7 separate regions of the Homo sapiens genome follow, and all the other regions are linked to region 5. The links are chromatin loops, found by intact Hi-C in ENCODE. Cell type or tissue: A673. All regions are shown on one strand. Region 1 overlaps DIAPH3 (diaphanous related formin 3). Region 2 holds the start of DIAPH3 (diaphanous related formin 3). Region 3 has its middle 620 kb from the start of DIAPH3-AS1. Region 4 overlaps DIAPH3 (diaphanous related formin 3). Region 5 holds the start of LOC105370228 (a long non-coding RNA gene). Region 6 overlaps DIAPH3 (diaphanous related formin 3). Region 7 overlaps DIAPH3 (diaphanous related formin 3).

Evidence for each region. A loop is a pair of places that touch in the nucleus more often than their neighbours do. Peaks named below come from ENCODE experiments on the same cell type or tissue, not always from the same donor. Only the 100,000 strongest peaks of a DNase experiment are listed, where the experiment ranks them.
Region 1: it touches region 5 in a loop (4-fold over the local background); 4 of 110 quality-filtered maps call a loop at or near these places.
Region 2: it touches region 5 in a loop (4-fold over the local background); 4 of 110 quality-filtered maps call a loop at or near these places.
Region 3: a loop joins it to region 5, with 5 times the contacts of the local background. A loop is called at or near these places in 23 of 110 quality-filtered maps.
Region 4: it touches region 5 in a loop (8-fold over the local background); 31 of 110 quality-filtered maps call a loop at or near these places.
Region 6: it touches region 5 in a loop (5-fold over the local background); 11 of 110 quality-filtered maps call a loop at or near these places.
Region 7: a loop joins it to region 5, with 4 times the contacts of the local background. A loop is called at or near these places in 7 of 110 quality-filtered maps.

What each region holds. Positions count from the first base shown.
Region 1 is chr13:59,835,698-59,839,697 of GRCh38, reverse strand. It overlaps DIAPH3 (diaphanous related formin 3), which reads left to right. Exons shown (of 28, transcript NM_001042517.2): 23 at 250-374. Among named protein-coding and RNA genes, the nearest start is that of DIAPH3-AS1, 180 kb to the left of the region's middle. In A673, no CTCF peak of the experiment used is centred here; a DNase peak (open chromatin) is centred at 2,387; H3K4me3 peaks cover 640 bases; H3K27ac peaks cover 3,863 bases.
Region 2 is chr13:60,162,246-60,166,245 of GRCh38, reverse strand. It overlaps DIAPH3 (diaphanous related formin 3), which reads left to right and starts at 2,318. Exons shown (of 28, transcript NM_001042517.2): 1 at 2,318-2,659. The coding sequence starts at 2,480. It overlaps LOC105370227 (a long non-coding RNA gene), which reads right to left and starts at 2,189. Exons shown (of 2, transcript XR_942001.2): 1 at 2,047-2,189. RefSeq lists enhancers at 497-791, 1,880-1,929. In A673, no CTCF peak of the experiment used is centred here; a DNase peak (open chromatin) is centred at 2,255; H3K4me3 peaks cover 3,342 bases; H3K27ac peaks cover 4,000 bases.
Region 3 is chr13:59,390,200-59,394,199 of GRCh38, reverse strand. No RefSeq gene overlaps it. Among named protein-coding and RNA genes, the nearest start is that of DIAPH3-AS1, 620 kb to the left of the region's middle. RefSeq lists an enhancer at 2,279-2,388. In A673, a CTCF peak has its summit at 2,384 (motif pointing left); DNase peaks (open chromatin) are centred at 1,909 and 2,359; H3K27ac peaks cover 1,005 bases.
Region 4 is chr13:59,676,823-59,680,822 of GRCh38, reverse strand. The region is part of intron 27 of DIAPH3 (diaphanous related formin 3); the gene reads left to right. Among named protein-coding and RNA genes, the nearest start is that of DIAPH3-AS1, 330 kb to the left of the region's middle. In A673, CTCF peaks have their summits at 9, 209 (motif pointing left) and 2,412 (motif pointing right); DNase peaks (open chromatin) are centred at 192, 1,362 and 2,442; H3K27ac peaks cover 3,622 bases.
Region 5 is chr13:60,328,166-60,332,165 of GRCh38, reverse strand. LOC105370228 (a long non-coding RNA gene) reads right to left here and starts at 3,741. Exons shown (of 3, transcript XR_942002.3): 1 at 3,598-3,741. RefSeq lists a silencer at 2,398-2,467. In A673, a CTCF peak has its summit at 2,352; DNase peaks (open chromatin) are centred at 285 and 2,415; H3K4me3 peaks cover 418 bases; H3K27ac peaks cover 4,000 bases.
Region 6 is chr13:59,904,490-59,908,489 of GRCh38, reverse strand. The region is part of intron 20 of DIAPH3 (diaphanous related formin 3); the gene reads left to right. Among named protein-coding and RNA genes, the nearest start is that of DIAPH3-AS1, 110 kb to the left of the region's middle. In A673, a CTCF peak has its summit at 1,853; a DNase peak (open chromatin) is centred at 1,869; H3K4me3 peaks cover 487 bases; H3K27ac peaks cover 2,858 bases.
Region 7 is chr13:59,769,004-59,773,003 of GRCh38, reverse strand. All of the region lies in intron 27 of DIAPH3 (diaphanous related formin 3), which reads left to right. Among named protein-coding and RNA genes, the nearest start is that of DIAPH3-AS1, 240 kb to the left of the region's middle. In A673, a CTCF peak has its summit at 1,528 (motif pointing right); a DNase peak (open chromatin) is centred at 1,513; H3K27ac peaks cover 2,744 bases.

The DNA of each region.
Region 1 (4,000 bases), 490 kb after region 5:
GAAGTGTGGTTTATTTGTGTGTGTGAGCATTTCTTAAATTTTGTCTTACGTTTTAAAGACTGTCTTACTGAATTTCTTTTATAACTAGATTTTAAATTGAAAGGTTAAAAGTGAAATTTATTTTTATTTTATAATGAATTTTCTTACATTATTGTGAGTTGTTTTCATGAATGTTTTGTTTCTAGGGTGTCTTACCTTTTATATATTATAATTTTGTCCTTTCCGGGCATTTAATATACTCTCTTTTAGTCTCTGTAGAAACGCTGGAAAAGAATTTGAGGCAGATGGGAAGGCAGCTTCAACAGCTTGAGAAGGAATTGGAAACCTTTCCCCCTCCTGAGGACTTGCATGACAAGTTTGTGACAAAGATGTCCATATCCTTTTGATAGCTAAATAACTTAAGTCACTAGTCAACTAGAGATACAATTTATTTAATATTTTAGATGTCTTTGTGTAACCAGAGATCATTCTGTAGTGCCAAATTACAGAAAGTTTAACCTTTGCCTTCTTGCAGGGAAATTTATCAAAGTGTCTGTCAATCATGAATAATACACAAATGTCTGTCTGTCTGTCTGTTTGTTTATTTATTTATTTATTTATTTTTTGAAACCCAGGCTGGAGTGCGGTGGCATGATCTTGGCTCACTGCAACCTCTGCTTCCCAAGTTCAAGCAATTCTCCTGCCTCAGTCTCTCAAGTAGCTGGGCCTACAGGCACGCACCACCATGCCCAGCTAATTTTTTTGTATTTTTAGTAGAGACAGGGTTTCACCATATTCGCCAGACTGGTATCGACCTCCTGACCTCAAGTGATCTGCCAGCCTCAGCCTCCCAAAGTGCTGGGATTATAGGCGTGAGCCACCACGCCCACCCACAAATGTATGATCATTAATTTCTATTTTTTTCCTTTTTATCAGCTTAGATAATAGTATGTTCTCTCATCTTTTCCCTGTCATATACCTTATTTCCTTCTGATGTACATGATGAATTGAAAGGATATTAAAACTCAGGTTGAGGAAGTTTGACTCTAAACTCATGATGTGATTTAGATACCTTTGAAATGTCTGAGGAAGCAGATACAAGACTTCATAAACGTGTTTAACTAGTCAGCTTAACTTCAAGAATTGGCATATATTATAAATTAGTTTGTGCTCCATAAAATTTAATATTTCCTTTAGAAATACTAGATGGTTATAAAATCAAAATGGAGTTTATTATAGTCACTACTTGTATTGATATTTTCCTAACCCAAATAAATCGGTATGTATGTGTGTATATACATACACACACACACACACACACATATATAATTAATAGCATGAGGCTTGTGTCCTGTTTAAGGTTTCTTTTGTATTCAATTATCTTTATTATCACTAACTTTGTAGCTTAATCTCTAATGAGTAACTGAAGTAATAAACTTTTATTTCCTGAAAGTAATGTTGAGTTGCTTTGCAAACCATTTTATGAAATTACAGACTGATATCTTTTGTGTTGTAATAAAATATTACTACAATGCATTATTAAAATCCCATATGGACAAATGAATTCTGTATGAAAGATAACTCACTTCTAAAATGAGCTCTTATAAATAGACACTCCTAATATCTTAAACTGAGGTACTTGAAATAAAATGACTATTTTTCCTCTTTCTACCTCTTCTCTCCTGAGATTTAGTGAATCACAAAATTAATATTTGGCTTGTCATAGATTTTATTGTATATGCTTTCAGCTTAATTGTGAACTAGTTGAGTTTTAGCTTCCTTCACTGTCTCTGTCGGGAAATATCATAAAAATATACTCCAGCAACAATCAATTCAGGCTAACGTGTTTGTTTCCTTTTGTATCTTGCCACCCATCCAGTTTCTTATTTCATTAGGGAGGATGCCTTTATCACCCTACTGAGTAAGGCTTTTTTTTTTTTTTTCTTTTTAAGTAAAGGTGAAATCTGTATTCATCAAAAATTTTTTTGTACTACCTTCTCATATGACAAAGTGTGCTTTCTAAAATAAATATATTATTGCAGTTATATGTTTCATCATTCTTAGCTTTTTTCTTAATTTTATCATGTTAAAATATTCATATGTGACAGTTTGTTAATAACTAAGTACTGTTAATTGAACTACTTATTATTGTTCCCTATAGATATAAAGCAGTTCAGAAAAGATTTTGCTTGCATGTAGCTTCTGGTAGTACACTGTGAATGCACTAATTATGAAGCTCAGGTTTATAGAACCAAGATGAATTCCTGAGCTTGGAGTAAAGGTTGTAGAATCTTGCTTAGCACACGATCTCAGGACATATCTATACTTGGATTTATATGACACAAGAAACTGAATGATGTCGGCTTCTTGAAAGGTATGCGGCTCATAAAAAGCAACCAGCAGGAAATCAGAAACAGGAAGGATGATGCTTTGTTGGAAACAATTTTTCATTCTGAGTACAATTATACTCCATGGACAAGAAAGCTACTACATCCTGTCATTAAATATCACAACCTAGAAGCCTCTAATGAACTGATTAGCATTCATGTATCTCTTGGAAGTCAGATATATGAACAGTTGGTGCACTTTGCTATTGACAAAGCTTATAATCATAAATATTCTTTGCTGAGATTAGATTGCACTCGTTTGCTTTTCATCTTAGTTAGACATACTAGTTTCGAAGTAATTAAATTCATTCATTGCGAGTCTTTGTTTACATTAATTAGGACTGACATGTCAGATTTTGCATATTAAATGCATTTATACAGATCTTATTAAAATGGCAAATTGTGAGCTTCTTAGATGTTAAAAAATTGAAGAATTTGGAAGCTAAAATGCACAATGAATAAAATATACTTAAAGTTTGTTATTAACCACTTAAACTTTGTTCATGTTTTTCATTGAAATGCTTATTCATCGAGGTACATATCAAATGTTTGGTTCATTCACCAATTCTGGAAGAATATGTGTATTTTTAAATTTGTTAACAATGTATCTTACAAGTACGTACTTAAATAATTATAATTTAGTGAACTGTTAAATCAATTAATTGAATTGTTTTAAATTATTAAGATACAATTTTATTGTAATGTGAAATTTTACTAATAGCACTCGATGATAGTATGTTGTATTTTTATTCTTTCTGTGTATGCTTACTCTTTACATATACTGCTTAATATTAAAAAATTGAATTTAGTGCATCCTTTAAAAAGGATGCACTATTATTTCAAATATCATTGACATTTTAGTAATAATTATTACCTCCCACTTGCTAAGTCTAGTCAGAGCCTTAATTAGAATTGAATATTTCCACAGTAACTACTTGCTTGAAAAATGTGAAACCAAATTCAATGTATATCAGTATTGTTACATGCAAGCTATTATATGTGAGGTGTACGTACTTACTAAATTTTTATCGGTGAGAAAATTAAGAATATGCCAGGATTTGTGTCATGTAGTGCTTGTTCCTTTCTCATGATCTTTAAATTCTGTGATATGTCTTATTTTAAGGAGAAGAACAAATAGAATTTGGAGCATTGCACTTGAAATTCTTCTTGCCTGAGCACTTGCCTTTCTATTTTCTTCCTACTCCCTCTCCTGAGTCTTTCAGAAAAACTTATTTTGCTAGACATTTATATATTTCTGTATTTATTACAACTTATGTGACAAGTTACTTGACTCCTTTCCATGTTATATTCTTTAAATTTGTTCATTGAAATCCCACTTTATTTTCACACTTTTTTTGTGTGTTATTCTATATAGCAATGCTTTAGAAACTTCTGAAATCACTGGGTAGATGCTAAAGCCAGCCCAGTAAATTCATTGAGAGAAAGATTTACTTATATCTATATTCTACACTGCATAATGTACAGCATTTTTCAGATAAAGGAATTTAGTATGTTGAACTTTGAACTGTGGCGACTAGGAAGTAAAATAGAAGATTGGAATGGATGAAATGTAAACTTGTATAATACACGGCCCAGTTGTAAGAGTGGGAAGTGGGGCAATTGGGTGATTTATT
Region 2 (4,000 bases), 170 kb after region 5:
TTGTTCTCCTGATGAACAGCATCTCACAGAACAGCAATATCAGACAGGGTCACTCTGTGACCATGATGAAGTGAGACAAAACAAGATCACTTCCATGTTTTGTCTAAGCACAGACAATAACAAGGTCAGTATGCAAATCAGAAAATATCAATGTTAAATAAATTCATGGGAAATGATTATAGACTAACCTTAGTTTTGGACTAATCTGCTGCACTAGGCTCCGGCAGACCAGACCAAAGCAGAATGGTCCCTCATGCGTATTGCCACATAATCAAAAGCAACTCTGAAACCAGCCAGTTTTCCAAAAAGCAGGAAATTCATAGCACCCAATCAGAAGGGGCCAAGTTTATCTGAGCTGGTATGCTAAGAAAGTTCCCCTGTTTTAACCCTATAAGGAAAGTAACTTTGAAACAACTCATCTGCTTCTCATTCCTTATTTCTGTTCTCTAGCTTTTTTCTGCCTATAAAGCCAACCTCCTCTGCTTAGCTCATTGGAACAGATTCTATTTTAGAGAATGAAGTTTTGCCTATTCTGGAATTGCAAATAAAAGCCAATTAGATCTTTAATTTGTTTTGTCTTTCAAAATCAAACATTCCCCTCTCTCCATGATATGGATGACTAATGCTTGTCAGTTACAGCTTTAGGCTTGTCTTTTAGCCTGCCATCCTCCTAGATAAGATAATCACTGAACTGTCTCCACTTCCTGAAGGCACTTAATCTTGAGCAACCCTTCCCACCTCTTTCCACGGAGTCTTTCCCAAATCACCTAATCAAAGCCCAAATCCTTTAAGTGCTTTCTAATACCATTTACCTAAGACACTTCATGGCTCCCCATAGTGCATGTTCTCCCTCCCTGAGTAATAATCCCAACTTCTTCAACTACAGTATTCCTGTAGGAGCATTGACAAAACTCTAAGGGCTTTACATATGCTATGTTATTTAGGCCTGAAAATGCCCCTCTTTCATAGGTATTAGTATAATTACCCCCCTTTTGTAGATGAAGCAGCAAAGAAAGTTAAACGTCATCTCCGGTATCAAATAGCTAGTAAATGGCAGGAATAAAATCTGTATCTGGGTCTGTCATCAAGATATAAGGAACTACTTGTAGTTCTCCTGACCTTGCTGTTCTCCTGTAAGTTTCCCTAAAGATTATGTGCTCTTTGAGGACAGAGCTGTAGAGTCTGGCACAGTAAAACAAATATTAAAAAAGAAAAGCTGTAGTGTGAAGACTTACTGAGAACTAAGGCTCATTTTTTGAACCTCTGTGCCAAACTCCTCAGAGTACCTAGAGTTGTTTCTTGTACCAAAATCAATACTGCATGTTTCCGAGTCTTGGCCTACACCACCTCCATATAATCAGAAGACAGATATCTTAAAGGAATAGTTCCAAGGAAAAGCTCATTTTTAAAGAGGGTATATTGATGTGTTGAGAAAACGGTGTTTGCCTTGTAGCTTGACCTTGGGTTTACACAACAAACTCTTTTGCATGGTTTCAGTTCAAGGCCCTTTGTTATGTGACCTTAAAGTTTCTTCACCTCTATGCTTTCTTGGCCTTGCTCCTGCCTGGAATGGAATGCCTTTTAAATGAATGCCCTGCCACTGTTTCCTGCCTAGTGAAAACCTATGCAGCTTTCCTTTTACCTTTCCAGATCCACTCCTTCAGATTTAATAACTTCCCTTTTTGTTCTCAAGGAACTTCTAAAACAACTGCTATAGACATTTACATTCCTTGGTTAATTGTGTTAGGGTTTGGAAACTACAGGAGACTGTGAGCTCCTGAAGGGCTCAGCCTAGCCTAGCTCTGTCTGATTTTGGGTGGACCCCTCTGCCACCCCAGAGCGAGCACTTAGGCAGGAAATATGTCCAGAAGGCTTCCTTTTGGAGCGTCGTGGGCCCCGTCGTTTCATCCTGCCTAGTACCCCTTCCAGCACCGTACCCAGTCCCAGAACTACTTTTTCCAGCCCCAGACGTGCAAGGAGAGGGCTAGCAGATGGTTTTATATCCCAGCGCTGCTCAAATGGTGGCGCAGGGCCTGTCTCGCCCACCTTCCAGTTCTGCTGGAACCCTATCTGCAAATCCAAAGAAATCCAGGCCGATGACTTCCTCCACGGTCCCCGGCGCTTCTCCAAATCTGACGCCACTCTGCGTCCTTAAGGTGAGCGGCCTGGACCGCCGGAAGGGTTGAGCGGCTGCATAGACAGGCCGCAAGGCCAATCATGTTTCGCAGTGCCCGGAAGGGGCGGTGCCTCAGCGTGTCATTGATCCGGCGGCGCGGGATTGGCCAGTCCCGGGCCAACACGGGTGGCGGGAGTTTTCAGATGTGTTGGCTGCGGCCCCGACTTCAGCGGTTGGGCTAGGCTGTGCTGACTGTTTGGGTGGCGGACCCCGGGAGTAAAACCTGTTGTCGATCCCTCAGCTTCCAGCTTGCGGCTTGCTGAGTGGCCACCTTCTTTCCGGTCCCCGGAGCTGCGGGGAAAGATGGAACGGCACCAGCCGCGGCTGCACCACCCGGCCCAAGGCTCAGCCGCTGGGACTCCCTACCCTTCCTCAGCCTCTCTCCGCGGCTGCCGGGAAAGCAAGATGCCGCGCAGGAAGGGCCCCCAACACCCTCCGCCGCCCAGTGGCCCCGAGGAGCCTGGGGAGAAGCGCCCCAAGTTTGTGAGTATCGCCTGGAGCTAGGGTGGGGCCGCTCCCGCCCCGCCGTAGGGCTGACTGCCGAGGGTGGGCCCACAAGAACTTGGGGACCAAGTTTTATTCTAGAGATCCAGAGGTGCCAAAGATCATAGATTGACAACGACCGGGTCTAGTTGTAGTTGGATCCTGTGACAAATGCCCAGATCTTTGTGTTGCCCCCAAATTTCTTAACGCTGATGTGAAAAGCAGTTCAAACGTGTATATGTATTGACGTCATCTAGGTGGACATTGCATTTTTTAAGTCGAAGTTCTCCCTTCCTCCCTAGTGTAAGAGGGTATAAGATATATCAAAATGAACTTTTAGGTGACAGGTTTTTTTTCTGCTTATTATTTTAATAAGAACTTTTAATTACATATAAGAACTTTTAAGGTAGATATAATTTTCCAAGTTGAAACAGCTAGTTTTAGAACTTGGCGGGTGGTGTGGTCACTGCTAAAGAATGTTTTGCTTAGCTTGGAAAGAATTCTAAATATTTGAAACTTGCTATTCTGGTTTGCTTGTGTTTAACACTTAAGGAAAGTGTCATGATTAACACCTTGTCTTTTCGTTGGTGTCAACTAGTGAAAGTATAGGCAGTGATGATTATTTTGGGGTTTGTGTGTGTAAATAAATCACATAGAGGGTTGATAGATTTGGGATGAGTCCAACAGAATTGAAATTTCACATTGACCACTCCACCATTTTCCTTAGGAATATGGAAAAACTGTGTGTGTGTGTGTGTGTGTGTGTGTGTGTGTGTGAGAGAGAGAGAGAGAGAGAGAGAGAGTACAGCATTTGCCTTATGTGGGCAAGTAAAAATTGTGAGAAATTTAAGTCATGATTCACAAATTAAGGGAATAATGGTTTGTGAACCAGTTGCTAACTATAACATTTAGTTAAAAATAATAGTTGAATAAGACTGAGAGCCCATATTCTGATACATGAGATATATCAGAATACTGAAAATGAGAAACAGCATAGATTAATTGAAAATGAGGAACAGCATAGATTAATTATGCCAAATTAAGTATCAAAATGGTCATAGGAATAGTGACATTTTGCAGAAGGATCAAGTATGGACTTGATCATTATCTTGACAAATCTGAAGAATGAATAGGACAGAGTTAACTTCCCAATGAAAGATTTTTGCCTAATGTGAGAAGAATCCACTAAGGCAATGACTTTTCTTCCTTTTATAGTCTACTCTCTGGGTTAATAATCTTATTTTATTTTGTTTTAACTTCTGTGGTCCAGAATACAGGAGGTGTTATTTTCTGTGACTCATTCCCAGCAAGGAGGTCATGAAAACAGGATCTAAATTAGTA
Region 3 (4,000 bases), 940 kb after region 5:
TCTTTTGATTATGTCTCTCATTTTGCCCTCAGTATTTTTTTTAGATTCCTGAAATCAGAGAAGTTTACCATTAAGTGAGAAATCTAGCTATATTGGCATAAATCCTGAAGAAAGAATGAAAAAAAAATGGCATCATGCCATATCCTAATCATGATAGAGCTAAAATAGAGTAAATGGCAAGAGTGTAACTTAGAAGAAACATTGAAATGAAATGAATGACAGTAAATATATTTAAAAGTCATGACAGGCACATCAAAATAAGGATAATTTAGTACTAAGTCATCTTTATAAGGAAAAAACTCAAACATAAAATTTAACATTTAAGCAAAATCATTATTAGCCAAGTAAAAATTCAGTAAGAACACTAAAAACATATGCTTTACACATTTTAACTTTTCTTCTTAGGCTGATCTATAAGGTATGTCAATGATCCAGGTATTTTTAAATATCTAGGTGTTTGATACCATGTAGACAAAAACTGCAGACATTTGGCTCAATTTTCTATTTTCACCCGGCTATTTAGAATCATATAAATCATATAGAATCATATAAAATCATATATCTTATAAAATCATATAAATCATATAAATCATACAAAATCACACAGCATGAACTATCTTTTCAAATCGTATAAATTAGGCACAGACCATTTTCCTTGTAGGCAACATATAATAAAATCAGAGGAACGACCATAGAATCAACTAAAGATGATAGCTGTTTAATTATGAAAGATAATCATTGATTAGTTGATAGTTCTTTATACAATAAACATTTTTAAAGAAGTCCTTCTGTGGAAATTTACCTGGCAGATACTTGTGGCTGTCAAAGGGTGATAATATTTGGCTGATGGAAATAGACAAAGTACACAAGTAGCTTTAATGCAGGTAAAAGATAGTATTTATTGTACACAGATGGCCTCTTATTGTGGAGGTACAGCAACCCTCAGGGTTGAAGAATGATGATTTCCTGGACTTCAGATCCCCCTGAGGATGCCTGGTGGACCCTGGCAGCATGTAACTGGGATAAGAAGTGCTTCAAGCCTGCCCAAGAAGCTTTTTCATTTCTAAAGGGATTCCTTCTTGGTTTTTGCCAAGTTTTATGGAGTCTCTGGCTCCCTATTCACCTATCCCTAGTGTACTGTACTCCTGCATGTTAGCTGTGAGCCTGGCTAAACTGTAGACCAGCTTCCCAGGCATCTTATCCTCCTAGTAGGTCTATTCCTATAGGCTGTTACTAGTTCCACTAGTTCCTTCTACACACAGATGCACACACACACACACACACACACACACAGAGAAAGCTGGAAGAATTTGAATTTGTTACTAAAGCAAGAAGTACAAAATGGAAAAATCAGTCTAAGACTATAGAATGTTGTCAGTTTAATTGATTGAAGCCATCCTAATGATACCCAGGGTCTGTCAGTGGTTAGACTTGATCTGATGGGCAATAGGGAATCATTGTACATTCTTGAGGAAGGGAGAACTAAGATGAAAATGATGTTTGAGAAAAATACTGATGGATTCTTTATAGTGGCCTGGAGATGGGATAAATGGAAGAGAAGTAAAATAAGTGATATAGGCATGAGAAGCACAGGTTTGTCTACCTTTCTCTACTACCTTCAACAGTTTCAACAATTGGCTATGTTCCTAACTTGAGTCAGGAGCCTTTTATAGGTGATCTCACTGGGAGGTAAGATTTAAAGGGAAATGACTGGAGGCAATCAGGTAGAGCAAACCTGTCTGTTCTCTAAGGGGCCAGCAGACATGAATGTGGTGGCTAGATGTGGGGACAAGAGTTTCTTAGAGAGCTAAGTTAGCCTTAACAATCACAGAGGCTGAAAATATTTGAGAAATGCCTATATATAATGGGATGGTGAAGAACTGACTTAGCTTAGGATATAAGATTATCCCCAGGGGATCTTGGCATAGAGTCTAAAGAAGAGTCTAAGGAGGATATACAGCTCATCTGTGTCCGTCAGAGTACAGCCAGGACATAAAATACACACCTGTTATTTTAATAGAAGGAGTTTAAAATAAAGATTTTTAACTAGGAATTAAAGAAATGAAAAGGCAAAAAGAGAACACTAAGTATAACCCTAGGCCTGGAGGATGAGGGAAGAAGTTGAAATTATTAACACTTAGTGACTTGGAAGAGAGGCTCTGCAGAGCTGGTGAACCAGAGAGGTGAGATGAGGCTGGTCTTTAAGCGTTGGAAAAATTGCAAACTGGAATCAGCTATTCTACTGGAACAAACCAGTGTAAGGGTTGCTAGAGTGACATAGGAACAGGAAACTAAAATAAGAACAGAAAACCAAGACAGGAGCAAGACACAAACAGGAAGTGTTTGTGGTCCCTGCCTTTAGCCTAGCTGTCTCCCTCTGGTGCCCTCTAGTGACAATGCCTAACAGAACCTCTGGCAAAAGAAAAATAAGAGTCTCAGCCCTAGCATTACCAAAGGGAATATAGAAAAATGAGTTTGATGCTGAGACAATAGTCTAATAACGGGGCAGACATGCATATTCACTAGTTGGTAGGATGAGTGTCATGACTAGAGTGAAGTGACGAGAAGACACTCAGTCATGGACATTCTGGGACAGAACATAATTGAGACAAACAATGAGGTCAGAGCCTCTTCCCAAAGGAAGACTTATATCTTGAGAAAATCTAGAAGCTAGTGATAAATAATAATAATGCTATCAACAGCATTATTTCATGAGTTCTTTCTATGAGCTAGACAAAGTTACGGCCCATCTTATTTAATCTTCACAACAGTACTAAAATGGTAGGTAGATATTATTCTACCCATTTTGCAGATGTGGAAACAGGAGTCAGGCAGAAGAATATCTAGTATGGTTGATAGATCATGATTGAAACCCAAGTTTTTCTGATTCTATGGCCTAGGAACAAAAGTGTTACTTGGGTTTGACTCATGATTTTCAGCTTCATCAAATTGCTTAAAAATCACTATCAGGGATTGCTTTAGTAAATTTCAACTATCAGCATGGGAGAGTACGTATAGAAGAACATGGGGAAAATTAAAACTTGCGTTGAGAATAGAAGTGCCCATACAAAAAACATCTACAATTACATGTGAGGACTTTGTAGCAACCCTGTGCATGCTCCACAAATATTGTGTAATAAATATACCAGTGCTGGATACAGGTTAAGGTGGCAGATAGGAGGCAGGACTAGCTTGTAGCTCCTGCTCGGATGGACAGAGCAGCATGTAGAGACTCACGTCATGAACTTTTGCTCCAATAACTACCATAGGAACATACCAGTAAAGCAGAGAGAATCCAAAGACCCTTTGAGGGAACTAGATCACTGCTTCAGACTCCCTGAGATGCTGAAAAACTGTGAGTCTGCTTGCTTTCTCAGCAAGAAGGCTGGTGGTCTGGAGCAAGTTCTCAGACATGGTCACCTGCTGCCAGGAAGTAGACTCGGTGCTGTTGTGGGGGCACAGTGGGAGTGAGACTGGCCTTTAGGCTTTTGGGCTGCGTGGGGAGGAGGTGAGGCCTGTGACTGCTGGCTTTCTCTGGTGACCTGTATGACTCAGAAGAGGCAGCCATAATAGCCCTGAGAATATAACTCCATTGGCCTGAGAACCACACCTCCATCACCCATAGCAGCCGCAGCAAGCCTTGCCCGAGGAGAGACTGAGCTCAGACATGGCTAAACCTGCCCCGACCTGATGGTCTTTCTGTACCCACCTTGGTAGCTGAAGACAAAGGTCATAATCTCTTGGGTGCTCTATGACCCTGCCCACCGCCTGAGAAGCCTGAATACTTAACCAGGTGTCCTTAGGGCAAGTTTGCATCCTTCCTATGGGACCACAGCTGATGTGATCTTGAAAGTGCTACCTCCTGGCTGGAGGTCAACCAACACAAAACCAGCACACTAAACAAAAACACAGCCAAGGACCCTCACAGAGTCCACTCCACTTCCCTGCTACCTTCACTGGATCAAGTGCTGATATCCATGGCTGCAAGACCTGAAGACGA
Region 4 (4,000 bases), 650 kb after region 5:
CAATAGAGAAAAGTAGTACCATTGCAAAATCTAAGACCTTTAGAAATAGAATAATTAATTAATAAACATATTATTATTTTACCATAATAGTTGTAAATGAGTGTACTCTGTTCTATATTTTTTAAGTCACCAAAAGTTATTCAGGGAACTATAATGCCCCATCAAATTTAATGATTGGTGACAGGTGTAGCCGTCTGACCTCTAGTGGCTATAGCTTATAGCTGCATTTTCATTGATTGAGTTAAAAAAAAAAAAAAGACTAAGGAAAGAAGTCTTCTTAGATCCTAATAACAGGGTTCTGCAAGTAAGTGTATGATTAGCATCCCTGAAGTTCTGCTGGTCTAATTGTTGGGGTACTAACTACCTCAAGGAACAGAGGTCAGAACCAACTTCGTTAATCTATGAGTTTAAATGCTTGCAATGTGTCAGCAGATTCTGCCCTGAGGCCCAGCAGCCAAGCAATCTCTACAGCATTTTTTTAATAGGCATTCTAAAGTTCATAACAAGCTCTCAACACTGATATTCAACAACACGTCATAGGCTTGCATGAAATATTTTTAAAATCCTGATAGGATACATATGTATGACAATGTATGTTTTTATTAGATATCTATATGAATAATATATCTTTCCTAATGTGTAGGTGTGTGTGTTTCTTAAATATTTTGGGGTTTAAATTGACAGCATTACTCTTCCTCATATACTCCACCATGTTTTTGAGACAACACTTCTGAGTTCAGGGTGCTGCTTGTGACCAAGAAACCAAATGGAACTGACCAACAGTTTGAGGACATAAACCTTCTGATTATTTTGAACCACTGAACTAACAGATGCTACATTTACTATGATGCCCCAGATTGAAATAAAGTAGGAAAATTTGTATTTAGAGTTGAAAAATAAAAAAGAGAACATTCTGCCATTTGATAGTAACATATTTTTCTTTGTCTTTAACATAAACCATACCGTAATACTTGATGTAATTTATTCTTTTTGTGCATTGTGTCTCCACCGAGAATTCTTATTTCTCTCAGTAACTTAATGAATTGCCAAGTATTTATGGCCAATATGGGTCTCCAATATTTTTTTAATTTCAAATACCACATGGATTATAAAGTTCCACATACTTTAAGGCTTCTGTGCTAACACTTATAGCTCTTTTAAGAGGATGTATGTGAAATGGAACAACTAACAGTTACTGTATCTTGTCCTCCTTGTCCATTTTCCTGCTGTCAGAACCTTCTTTAGCTTACCAGGAGTACTATACTCTAATTTCTTTCTTTTCTGCCCTCTGTATGGTACATTTCTAGTCTTTGTGTTTTGTGTTACCATAGAGACAGGAGGTGCTCCAAAGCCCAAAGCCCCGAGAAGACAGACTGGAAGCAGGTCTTTGAGGAAACAGTCCCTGCTGACAAGAGAAGCCTGAGGCAAGAATCTACAGCAGTAAAGGGAAAGAGGGGGATTGTGTGGCCCAATCTGATGGTGTGTCCACAGTCTCAGGAAGCACAAGCTCTGCCAATGCTGTGTTAAAAATGAGTTGTTTACAGAAACCAATTTTACAGAGACCTCAGTGCAGCCTGGGGTTTCATAGGAATCAAACTTTGGTGTTTTATTTGCAAAAAAATAACTGAAGTGACATTGACCTATTCCTTTTACTATTTTCCTCATTAAAAGGGAGCAGCTTCTGAGAAAGGTCCTCTTTGCTTGACTTATTTTGCTGATCAAAAATCTCATCTTTAAAATAAAGGTTCATATTCTTTGACTCGGCAAAAACCATCAGAATTGAAACTGCAGTTTGATTGCAGAGGACTCTACAACCAGCACCCAAATCATTGATCCAAATATGCTAGTTATAGAAATAAGTAGTTTCTATTTATCCTGAGTTGTCATGTAGTCATGTACTCCCTTCATATTTTAGATAACTTACAGCTTTTAAACATTTATCTGTATTTAATGAATTGTTATGTTTCCTGCTATATTAACTCATGTCATACTTGTTAATATTTTTATTTAGGAGAAGGCTGCTAAAAGATTTAAAAATAATATAGAGTTTTGTTTCTCTTTCTTTTTCTTAGAGATGTGATGTGAGGTCCTGTAGGGAAAGTGGGAAGAAGAGAAAAATGAAAAATTTAACAACAAAATAATGTGAAATAGAATTTAAACGAACAGATGTTTTCTGAATTACCTTTAAAACCAATTTCTTTTTCGGAATGGAAAAAGATCCATGCTCACGGTGTTTGCTGGATTTTTTTTCACAGATCTAGCAGTCTAAGCAAGGGAAGAATTCAGGGAAATTCAGAGAACATCAATATTTCTTCCTAGGTTATCTGCACAAAATTGTCCTTTGAAGGAAGAAAGCCACTTGTCTGTAAACCTGTAAATAGAAATAAGGATGAGTAGGGCTCTCTCACTTTCCTCAAACTGACAGTAGGAGGCAGTAGTGTACTAGCCTGAGTACTCTCTTTAAGGTAATGCCTATGACTTATGCCAGATTTCTTTTTTTCACTCATTTTCTAGAAATACATGAAACTAAAATTTTAGAAATAGTTTAAGATTTCATAATGAAGCTTGGTACCATCAATCTAGTACAAGATAATGCTGCTGTGCTATGAATAGAACAATAAAAAAAGGCCAGTCCGTCAGCTTCTAATAATGGCAACACTGTGAACCTAACCCCCACATAGGTCCTGATCCAATACGAATAGGAGAATAGCATAAAGGTCACTCTCATTTTGAAAGGAAGGAGAATTAGATTTAATAAGTTAGATCCTCCTAATTTTCATGGATTTACTAAAACATGTACAGAACTAGTAAGCAAAAGTAGAAGAGTCTCTGAACGGTAACCCAGTCTCCCCATGCCTAGATGGCTGGATAAACAGATGCCAAAACATAGACAGTAGCAACAGTAGGCTTGCATTATTAGCATTCAGATTTTGTGAGTATATTTTTAATCTTTAGCCTTTGTCTATTTTGCCATTCACAGAAGCTACCTAAATCCAACTTACCTAGAAATATATAACTGCTCCTTCCTCTTTATATGAAACAAAATCACAATAAAATGCTAAATATTGGAACAATTCATTTTCACTTGTTTATAATATATACATATTCAACTCTAAATACATAATGTATAGGTAATAGCACTGTGAAAAACTCCAGGTTCTAGATCTGTGCTGTCCAGTACAGTAGACAATAGCCAGGTGTGGCTCTTAAGCTCCTGAAATGTGGCTGGTCTGAATAGAGATCTGCTGTAAGTATGAAATACACATTTGATTTTGAAGGCTTAGTACAAAAAAATGCCAAAGATATCATTAATATATTTTTGCTATATATATGTCAAAGTGATAATATTTGACATTGGATTAAATAAAATATATTATTAAAACTAATTTCACCTTTTTTTTTCAATGTTTAATGTGGCTTCTAGAAATTTTTACCTTGCATGTATAGCCCATTTTTGTGATTCTCATTAAATTTCTATTGGACAGTACCGTTCTAGTCTCAATGTTGAGTCCTCAAGGGACCCAAAAGCACAAAAAAATGTACAATAAAGCAAAATGTTATGTCATCAGCTGTATCTGGGTAATATTACTCCAAAGTGTTCCCTTTTTTTTTAAGGTTTAGTTTAAAACATTAAGTGAAGCAAGGTAATAAAATCATGCCATGCTTGGGTTTAGTCACTCAGGAAATAAATTATCAAGAACTTGTTATGAGGTGGGCACTGTGCTAGGGCTTGGGAATACACCAGTGAATAAAACAAGATACCTGCCTTCATAGAGCTTATGTTCTATCAAGTTAGGTCACAATTAGATGGATATGAATTAGATTTCTTACTACTTGAACATATTGCTATGTTTAGATATGGCTAATGTAGTATATATGTAGTAATAGGCCAGGGAGAAGTAAAGGAACATTTCTATGTATATAGTCATACATAAAATTATTTTGTTATAAAACAGTTATAAACACAAATGTATCCCAGGACTGAATTCTCTAATGAATA
Region 5 (4,000 bases):
TGTAGCAGAGAAGCCTGCACTCCTGAGACCTCTGCACACTTTTTGTTCCCCTGTACATTGGCAAATCTTTCAACTTGTTCTCAGTTCTGAGCTCTGAGTACAAACCCTTTCCACCTCTTACCCACCCACCTAGAAATCGAACCTCAGATTCATATTGTGTAGAATACATTAGGTCAGAAGTCTAAAGAAATCAGTATTTAAGCCCATTTGAAAGTCAGTGAGAAATTTGAGAAGAGAAGCATTACTTCCCTCCTGGAGACAGAGCACTCTCAAAATTATAAATAAATAAGAGGCAGGAAAGAGTGAAATGTTTCCTGCTGAACTCTCTCCTTCCACCCCTCCTCCTCAGGCATAATGGGACCAGGCAAGTAAGGAAACCAGGGAGAACCTTAGAAACTGTGTGTTCTCTTGTTTTCTCTTTTGGGTGTGGTGAAAATCTTCAAATAGGAAATCAGTTCTATTCTTTTATAACACAACGTTTTCTGATAAAGAAAAATATTCTCTCCTATTAGAAGATATAATGAGAAAAATGTGATCAGTAAAGACAGTTAGTAACAAAGTGATGAGGTAAGAAACGGGCTTACTTTAGTGGACAGGGCTTTTTGGAGGCAGCAGACAGGGCCTTGTTGAGATTGAGCTGCCCTGTAGCATCACAGGCAGAAAACGCAGAGGAGATCCTCTGTAAATGCAGAGAGGAAATGCAGCAAGGTGTCAGACTGCACCTGAGGCTTAGGAGGCAGCCTGCAGAGGACTGACAATGGACAAATCAGCAGCCCAGAGAAGGAGCAGCCCGTTGGTGCTGTGCTCCACAGATAAGATGGGTGTCCAGGGGAAAATATGCAGGAGAGCAAAACTGCAGAAAAAAAGAAAATTATGCTCATATCAGGACATTCATACACAGGACAGCAAGGACTAAATCCAAAGATTTATATCTTCCTTCCTTCCTTCCCTCCCTCCTTTCCTTTCTATTTTTTTTTTTTTTTTTGAGACGGAGTCTTGCTCTGTCGCCCAGGCTGGAGTGCAGTGGTGCGATCTTGGCTCACTGCAACCTCAGACTCCCAGGTTCAAGCGATTCCCCTGTCTCAGCCTCCCAAGTGGTTGGGATTACAGGCACGTGCCACCAGGCCCGGCTAATTTTTGTATTTTTAGTAGAGATGGGGTTTCACCATGTTGGCCAGGCTGGTCTTGAACTCCTGACCTCAAGTGATCCGCCTGCCTCAGCCTCCCAAAGTGCTGGGATTACAGGCGTGAGCCACTGCGCCTGGCCAAAGATTTATATATTCATCCATCCATTCCTTCATTCAAGGAGTCTTTAGGAAGCTATAATTCCATGCCTGGCAATGTGCAAGGTGCTGCCCCAAAGTGAGCATAATAAAATCCCCTTTGGAGTTTGGCGAGGAAGACTCACAAATAAACAGACACAAAACAATGTGATCAAGTGATACAGAAGAATACAGGATGCTGGGGAAAGAATGGAGTTTTCCTGGGGTTATAGAGAAGGCTGGAACATACTTCACAGACTGTTTCTTTCAAGGGCGAATAGAAAAGCCAAGATGTAAATGTATAGGTCCAGATGCTGACGTGTAGGAACTGCAATTCATTTACAATGGTCAGAACCTCAGTTGTCTATGGGAGAAGGTGGGGAGAAGGCTAGAGAATAGGCCCATGAAAGGCCTGCCATGTAAGAAGTCTTGGCTTCATGTTGTAAGAAATTCAGAGAAAGAGCTTCTAAACTTGGAAAATCCTGTGGTCTAAATGTTTCCATACCCTGAGAATTCATTTGTTGAAACCTAATCCCCAATGCAACAAAATTAAAATGTGCAGCCTGTAGGAGGTGATTTTTCAAGAGGGATTCACCCTCATGAGTGGGATTAGTGCCCTTAAAAAAGAGGCCTAAGAGAGCTCGTTTCCCCCTTCTACCATGTGAGGACACATAGAAGGCACCACCTCTGAGGAATGGGTACTCACGAGACACCAAATCAGCTGGCACCTTGATCTTGAACTTCTCATTCTCCAGAACTGTGAGCAATACATTTTTATTGTTTATAAATTACCCAGTCTAAGGTATTTTGTTATAGCAGCCCAAATAGACTAAGACAGAAAACATGGCCAACATTTATTAATGATGCCCAACACTCATTTCCAACTTCCTTCTTCCTTGCTCATCTCTCCCTCTCTAGAAGCTGGAAAAAAACAAAACAAAACAAAAAACAACAAAACAAAACAAAACCCATATATTTACTTTCCTGGTCTCCCTTGTAGCTTGCATGACCATGGACCCAGTTCTGGCCAACGTGACCTGAGAGGTCTCATGGGCAGGCTTCTAGGAAAGGTTTCTCTCTCCCTGATAAACAGGAACAGGCCTGTGGGAGGAGCTCTCTCACCACTCTGGCCTCACTCTTGCTTCTTGTCTTTAAATTTTGAGGCCCGAGAATGTGGTGCCTGGTGCTGCAGGGATGTCCAAGATAATCACAAAGACATCAAGCAAGTACCCTAAAATCTGGAGCTGCTGATCTAATCCTCAAATCATATGCCTCCAGGCTTTTGTTACATAAACAGTAAGAATTCTTATGGCTTAGGTCAATATCAGCTGGAGTTTTCTATTACATGCTGCCCAAAACATTTCTAAGAGAGTTAATAATTTGTAAGTAGTTACTAAGAATTACTACAATGTGGTATTCATAAATTAAATTAAACTTATTTTGGAATTTACTAGGGACTCTAAATTAACATTCTACTGGCTTTTAAACAAATTTGCAAACTGCTCACTATTTATACATTGCAGATACTTGAAATTCTTTCTGCTTTTTGAAAGTACCCTTTATCATCAGTGTATCAACAGTATTATGTTGGGTTAGTCATAATTTTCTTCACTACTAGTCTTACTCTTTAATTATATAGGACTGTTCACTTCATCATTATTAATCTAGTTTATTTTGCATTCTTTGGTTAAACTTATAGTGTAGGCTTATTTTCATTTGATCTATAAATTTCCAAATAATAGACTTTACTTCATGTATACATTGTGGTTCCAAATAGAGCTCAACAATGTTGCTACTGATAAAGGAGTAACTCTCAACAAAAAGTTATTTGTCCACGTTTCGTTGGTGTTAGGCTACCAGCGGATTTGTGATTTTTTTTTTTTTAACTTACAATGCTATCACGGTGTCATATTATTACTGGATTATTTTTAAGATTATCTATGAAATCATGCTTATATGTTACGAACAATTCATGTGTATTATGAAATGCAAATGTTTCCTAGTTTCCTCTTTTCCCCTTTCAGGGAAGCATTCTCCAATCTATAAGGGTTGCCAGGTTTGGTCTTACATTTCTTTGGAATACTCCTCTAAGACTGCCAAACAGCACTGCTAATCACCTCGTGGAACTGTGACCCACGGTCCACTCAAGAAGCTGATGCCGTCTTCCCTGAGGGCACCATGTTCCTTTGGTCTCTTTAAACAAGCACATCACACACAGCTAAATGTAGATTGCTCTAGTAGAGCACTAGCAGAGTAAAGGATAAGTTTCTAGCTAACATAAATTTTTTATTTTGTTATCAAAAGGAAAGACACCTTTTGATAACAAAATACCTACCTTCACAAAGAGGTCAGTCTTCCTTCATAGCTGCCTTTCCTGCACACAGAGGAAGTCAGGTCTCCTTACTCAGTTCTCTCCCTGTGGAACTCTCTTCTTCTGGGAGCATTACACTTCTTTACACAGTAAGAGACCCCATTTTCTGGGTTTTTTTTTCCATCATACAATACCCCAAATATAAAACTTCTGTCAGGTGGTAGGGGTCAGGTTCTATTTTCATGTGTAAAAATTGATATAGATTTTCTATTCTGAGTTTCTGTTCCTGTGGTTTCTTCATCTGTAACAAGATAATAATAGTAGCTATCTCAGAGTGAATAGGAAGATTAAGTAATAGCTCATGTCTTCTAACAGTGACAGGCACATAGAAATAGCTACAGAGGAATTTGTTTTAAAAAAATCATGT
Region 6 (4,000 bases), 420 kb after region 5:
GTGTAAAAGTAAGACATCTAAAATATTAGTAACCAATGTCAATTAAGGTCAATTAGCATATATCAGAAATAGTTTGTATACTGGAAATGTCTTACTTTTTTTTTTTTTTTTTTTTTTTTTGAGACAGAGTCTAGCTCTGTCACCAGGCTGGAGTACAGTGGCACGATCTCGGCTCACTGCAACCGCCTCCTGGGTTCAAGCGATTCCCCTGCCTCAGCTACCTTAGTAGCTGGAACTACAGCTTGGTGCACAACACCAAGCCCAGCCAACTTTTTGTATTTTTAGTAGACATGGGGTTTCACTATGTTGGCCAGGATGGTCTTGATCTCTTGACCTTGTGATCTGCCCACCTCGATCTCCCAAAGTGCTGGGATTACAGGTGTGAGCCACTGCACCCGGCCATATGTCTTACTTTTATCATGTATCACTTAGATACAGTTTTCTAGGGCTCTATATCCTGTAGAGTATGGTATACAAATTTACTGTGGGAATTATGTCAATTTCTATTAAATTGTATATCCTTGAAACTTCTAACCACTAAACCATGTGATGTGCCTAATTTTTCACATTTTCTGTAATATAGACTTTCATGTTCATATTTATGTCTCTGTTGAAATTGGAAGCAAAATTATTTAATGCTGATATTACCTCTCTTTCTAATTAAGTCATAAATGTATATGTAGTAGACATGGATACTTTTTGTGGTACTCAGTTCTTAGTTGTTCATCTGTCACTTATATAGTAATTCAGAAACTTAAGTTACCTTCTTGAACTGATCTCCTTGTGGTTCTTGTCACTGGACATGCACTCATTTGATCAGGATAGCTCTCAAGGTGTTCTAGAGCTGATTATCCATGAGTGGGGTAAAGTAGTGCTGGTAACATGTGGTCGTAAGTTGGCTTGTACCTATTAGGATTGAAATCCAGTTATATGATTTCAAGGCCTTAGAGCTTAATTATATTATTGACTTTTTTTTGTAGATGATCATATATTTATATGTCCTGTGTTTTCTAGGAGATTTTGGTATATGAAAAGTAACACATCAAAAATCCAATAAACTCTCATTTAATGCTAAAAGACTAAGGATCCTGGCCAAATGGTGTTTTAGAGGAGTGCCCTGAGAGGTGGTCTATCTCTGTATCTTTTTATAGTGGCTTGTAATGAATAAGGCCATTTACATGCTGTTTTTGTTGGTTTAGGTTCTGGGCAGAGGACACTGAATACTGACTGATGTGCTTAATTTGAAATATTCTTTTCCCTGGACAGTCCAGGACAAAATTTTCTTGTGGAGAAATTGGTGTATATTTGAGAGGCAATAGCCTCCTCTTTTACTCAGCTTAATTTTCTATCACTAGATTAACAAATGAAAATATACTTTGTCATTAATTGGAGTCATTGCTTGTGTCTCTTCTTGGATTCTTTCCATCCCTGTTTATCCCCAACACCTTCTCGTCCATCTTTCCAAAATATTACCTACTTACCAAGGGTTGATTCCGATGGAGTAGAGCCTGACTTTAGTTTTATGACTGCATTTCTTGTATTTGTAGGCTTTCTTTGATCAATAAGCTATTAGGTAAAATCACTGTGTTCACAGTGGCATGCTTTAACTGTGAGAAATGATTTATGTAAATATTCAGTGGGATCAGAAGATTAGCTGAAGTTTGGAAAGAGGCCTAAAAATTTGCAGTTGAAGCTTGGTGTACTAGACTTTCTTTGATTAAAAATTCTAGGTTTTTGAGTATTTGTCTCCACGTTATTTAATTCTGTTAAGCTTCCTGTTCTTCAAAGAAATCAAACATTTATAGGAAGATTGAATCGAACAAATGTCCTGTTTGTGTGCTGTATTTTGATCTACCACCATTTGGTGTCACTGTAGGGCAGGGCTTTTAAACTTTGTGCAGCTGAGGCCTTTTTAATGAAAAATGTTGTAGGAAATTCGTGCATATCTCCCTGCATTAAAAATCCCTCGCTTTAAAATACATCATATATTCTTGTTGTAAAACATTCAAATAACATAGAAATATTGAATACAATGTAGATGTCCCCCGTATCCCACTACCTCTTTTCATTCCACACAAATGATCATTTTTAACAATCTGTTGTACTTCTAATTCCATTTCTGTGTATTTACCAATGTATGCATGTTCACGTGAACATTTTAAAAAATCCATTGTTCTGAAACTTTTTGGCTGTGTCATATATTTTGAATATGTTTTTCATGTTGTACTGTTTTTAAATTCGTGCATTTTATTTCATAGCCCATATTATGATTTTTCCTTTTAATCATTCTCTTAATGAAGGACACTTAGTTGTAGTTTCTCTCCGTGCCTCAGGTTTTTTAAAAAATAATTCTGTATACATCTTTGTATTTGAAGGCAGTGCATTAGTATTGCACATTGTCTGGGTTTAAATTCTAGCTGTACCTCTTCCTAGCTATATGATCTTTGGAAGTTACTCATTTTTTGATACCTCCATTTTCTTATTTATGAAGTAGGACTATATTAGTTTCCTGTTGCTGCTATAACAAATTACCACAAACTTGGTGGCTTAAAACAACACAAGTTTATGATCTTACAATTCTGGAGATCAATAGTCCAAAATGGTTTAGCTTGGGTGCATTCCTTCTGAGGGCTCTAGGGGAAAAATTTATTTCCTTGCCTTTTCCAGCTTTGAGAAGCTGCTAGCATTTCTTGGCTCATGGTTCAGCATTGCTCTGACTTCTATTTTTGGCATCACAACCCCTTCTCTGACCCTCCTGCTTCCCTCTTATAAGGACCCTGTGATTATATTGGGCCTTCCCAGATAATCCAAGATAATCTTCCCCATCTCAAGATCCTTAATGACATCTGCAAAGTCTCTTTTGCTATGTAAAGCAACACATTCAAAAGTTTTGGGTATTAGGACATGGATATCTTTGAGGGACCGTTATTTTGCCTATAACAGGGACAGTAATAGTGCCTACCTACATTGTATTGTTCTGAGGATTAAATAAATTGAGAGTGAAGAGATGTAAATCATCTCACAATCATACTTAGTCTTTGAATTGCTAAATTGAAAGGCCTTTTTAATCTTGCTAGTTACTGTCAAATTGTCCTTCCAGAAGGCATGTGAACTTACACTTTTTTTTTTTTTTTTTTTTTTTTTTTTGAGACAGAGTCTCGCTCTGTCGCCCAGGCTGGAGTGCAGTGGCGCGATCTCAACTCACTGCAAGCTCCGGCTCCCGGGTTCACGCCATTCTCCTGCCTCAGCCTCCCGAGTAGCTGGGACTATAGGCGCCCGCCACCACGCCCGGCTAATTTTTTTGTGTTTTTAGTAGAGACGGGGTTTCACCATTTTAGCCAGGATGATCTCGATCTCCTGACCTCGTGATCTGCCCGTCTCGGCCTCCCAAACTGCTGGGATTACAGGCATGAGCCACCGTGCCTGGCCAAACTTACACTTTTATGAATAATATAAGTGAGGATTCTTTTCCTTGCATAATCATTAATATTGTTTTTCTTTTTTAGTTGGTGACTTTTATTTTACTTATTTCATATTTCTTGGTTATTAAATGAGATCGAAGCAGTTATTATGTATTTATTGGTTGTTTATATTTTTTCTTAGAATTGCCTATTAATATTGTTTATTTTCCTATTTTATTGCCTTGTAGCTTGTAAGAGCTCCTTATATGTTCTATAGCGCTACTCTTGTAAATATTTGCAATTTTTCTCACTGCCTCTTACTTGTCTTTTTATTTTTATTTATGACGTCTGCTGTATCTTGCATCTTTGAAGTTTGGTTTTAAAAGTGAATTAAAATGAAGATCTGCATAACTCACTTAACGATAGAGATGTGATTTTTTTTTAGGGACGCATTGGTCCTTTGTACATGACAGGTGCATGGAAAATAGCAGTTGGTTAATTCTTTAATTTGATTAAATAGAGGATCTTGTAAAGATGTAAAATGGAGAATGAAATGCCCCTAAATATGTTTCACTGACTCTAAATTCCTTCAGTTGCTC
Region 7 (4,000 bases), 560 kb after region 5:
CTATCCTGATCTTAAGGATGATTTTGTATTATCCATGAATAAATAGAAACCCAGAGAGGCTGAAAACTTCCAGAGTACAGAGCTGGTTAGTGACACAGCTGTGACAAGAATATGGTTCCAATTCCTATTGTATTTCTTTTTTGATTTCGTATATGTACTTCAGTTATTTTTTATTATTAATAGTAACAGCATAATGAACTCAGCCCCCACTTTAAGTCATTAAAAAAGAGCCACAGCCAAACACAATGATTGTGATATGATTAATGATATGCATATACCATCCTACAGTTAATTTAAAATATATATTTTTAGATACTATGTGGGGGAAAATTAGTTCAGATAACTTTGTACACTGGTCTTGGAGAACTCAGCCTTGTGACTATAATATTAGTAAAGTGTCTGGGATATAATGGCTCAGATACAATTACGTATAAATCATAATGTTTCTGTTTATTATATATATAGCAGATGAGCATTGCATTTTTATAAAGCTAATGTGTACTGGCTTAAGTTCTAAGGCTGTTATGATAATTAAGCTAGTAGATTATACAGCAAGCCGAACAAGATATATCACAAAGTTCAAATTCTCTGTTCTAATATAAATGTGATGAATTCCTACATTTTTAGAAAGTATTTTCTATTCATATTTCTGTTGTGTTTTCCCTTCATATTTCTAACCAAGTAGAAAGAAATCCAAATGACCAAATTTATCTTAAGAATTGTGTGTATGTAGATTTATTGGACTAGATGTTCAAAAATGCAGGATTTGGTTAAGGAAAATGTCTTCATTGCAAAAAGGGTAGTGATTATTTTTAGTATAGGATGACATTTTGGAGTTCATTGGAAATCTTTCTATTTCTAAAAACTACTTTTTTTCATTGAAAATACTAACCCTACGACTGAACTATGTGATTGAAATGTAAGATTGAACTTATTTTTTAATTTGCTTTTATATACTTAAAATTGATGTCTAATATTTATATTTTCTACAAGTATATATTGTTATTGATCTCATAACTTATTTTTAAAGATTTAAAAGATTTTCTACAGCTATGTGAAATTCATTTATAGCCTATGTAAAATAATGATAATATTAATAATAATAAGCTAATGTTTACTGAGATATTTGGCTTACTAAATGCCAAGCACTATGATGAATATTTTATGCATATTACCCATTTAACCTTCTCAAATATTTCTATCAGAGAGTCAATATTTTTATCTCCATTTCATAGTCGAAACTAGTCAAGTATTAAAGAGGTCTGATAACTTGTTTAAGGGCACGTAGTCAAATTTTGAATGCATGCCTATCCGACTTCAGAGTCCAAGTTGTTACTTTCTTTGCCATGCCATACTCTTAATATAACTGCTTGAATCCATGTCTAATTCCTTTCCCATCCATGAGCTGGTGACTTATATGCATACATTTTTTTAGCTTGTAACATAAAGTTAAACAATTGAGACACAGCCTCTCAGAGGTTCTCCAGCCTCTGGTGTGCCTCATCTCTTCTTCCCAAATTTAGCCACTAGATAGCACTGTTTTCCTAGTCTGAGGTTTGGATTATGAAAATAATCTGGAATTAATTATGACCACTTTTTATTTATTTTAATAAACTCAGTATTAAAACATTTTTGTTAATTTTAATAAACCTATGCTGTGTTAGAAATATTATAGAAAGCTTGGGTAAAAAATATATATCCAAAGCCTAAATTTGAGTTTATTAGCTGCAATTTTAATTTTTTATTGTCTGTATATCTTTTGCTGTCTGTGTGTTGTCTGTGCCTTCTTAAATCATAGCTATAGTCTCAGACTTCTTAGGTTTCTTTTTATATATAGAGAGAGCATCTTTTCTCTCAGAATAGAAAAAAATTCTGGTAAAGTATCCTCCTGGACGTTGGGGCTAAAATGTCCCTATATGTATTTTAGCAAACTGACCTCAAGCATTCTAACTTCAGTGGACTTCAGAAGCAGACATCTCATGCACTGAATTATCCAGCCTTTGTGCTGTGGTCCAAACCTCTACCAAAAACACTTTGGTTACAAGTTGTACCTGTTATCTTTTGCTTTGGCTGTAAAGGCACAGGCAGAAATGAAGTATGTGCTAAATCTTTATTTATTCAGCAAAATTTATTAAGCTGTTGCTAGGCACTTAAGATTTATAGATATCTTCCAAGAATGCACCATCTAGTTGAAAGACAGACTAGTAATAATTGCCCTACTTTTGGTAAATGCCAGGTTAGAGGCAACAAAAAATTTTGGCAAGACCAGGAAGTCAGAAAGACTGATCCAGACTTCATGAGGACAGTTTAGAGCTGGCTTCCAGAAAGGATCTGAAATGCAAGCTGAGACTTGAAAGATGAGTAGAAATGAGGCCAAAACCCAAGGGCAAGAGTGAGCCTAGCAGCAGCAGCAGTAGTAGCATGTATGCAATTTTTCAGGAGGTCCTTTCTGAACCCCAGTCTGAACCTTGTAGAACTGTACATTCTAGTAACACCCTAGTCTTCCCATTTTATAATACACACTGCCCTGAAGATGTTTTTATTCAGTGTCTGTCACAGTACTCATGAGTTTCATCAGAGTGGAGACAAGGCATAAAGGAGCATATCTGTCTTGTTGACTGCTGTAACCCCAATACTTAGTTGGATTGGTATCAGGCATGTAAGTGTTTATAAGAATGTGTTGAATGAACAGACATGTTTATGTTTATACTTGAATGGAACTGTTAATACATATTAAGGAGTAAAATCAAATCTCTTAATGTCACCCAAATAATTTGATATGCCAGTTGCTAAAGTTCCAGCTGTGAACACAGTTAACCGCTTCCCATCTCCTCCCTTGAAGTTATCTATCATCAAAAGGAGATATTTGATTGTTTGGTCTATGCATAGCTTCAAAGAGTTGTCGGATCAGATGTAGGGGAGGGGAGATTCAATTTCGATTTGGTTACTCACTTCTTAGAAGTGGAGGGCTACTTATTAAATATCTTTCCCTTAGTCAAGCAAAGTGTGGCAACATTAAAACAAAAGAATGTATTTGTTGATGAGTACAGGGCATTATCTATTTTCTTTATTCAACACAGTCCAAACCTAAAGATTTTCTGTAGTCTACAGAAAATAGTAAAATCTCCTCTTTTAAATCAAGATAATTAAAATATTTATTAATGCATTTTAATAAATATCATAGTATGGTGTTTGAGTGTTAAGAAATCAGCTGGCCCAGTTTAAGGTACCAGATGGGGAAGAAGTATATTGCGGGTCTGACACCAGGCCAAGGAATTTGGATTGTTGAGGTTTTTGAGCATGAAAATGACAGGTCCCCATAGTTAGTATGGAACTAAAGTGTAAGTGAGAGGGAGGGATTGAAAGGACTTCATGGCAACCTATATGCCAGTATGAATCGGCTGCTATGGATGGGGAAAAGTCAAAGAGGGGAAGAAAAAAAAAAGTCAAAAAGGAAAGAGGCCCAGCCTAGAGCTCTAGGTTAAGACACCCCCACAGAGAATTGCTAATAATTCATAAGCAAGTGAGTTATCTAAAGGAGAATCTTTAAAACAAGAGAATGGCAAGTTAAGGACTGAACCTTAGGAATGGAGTCAGGTGAGTAATGAAGTGAAGGAGAAGCAGAAAAGAGATCAAGAAGTTGGGAGGAATTACACAGTAGTGGAGCCTATACAACGAAGGTTGAAAGAAGACTTTGGTTTTCTCATTTCTTTTTCTTTTCTTGATTGTTTTCTTTGTAACCTCTGGTATACCACTGAGTGACTGGTGTTTTTCAGGATACATTAATTCCTACTCTCCTAGGGACTTCTCTTCCACTGTACACTCTGTGAACTGTCTGTAAAACTTTTGTGATAAAGGCTCCACAGATATGAATTGTTGAACCACACCTTATGCTGCATCTGCCTGCAGTTTGTTTGCATCCTTATTAGGTGGTTCTCTTTTCATAAGTGGTACAGTGGGATTTTTTTTCCAGTTAAATGGATAGAGAGTAATCAGAAAG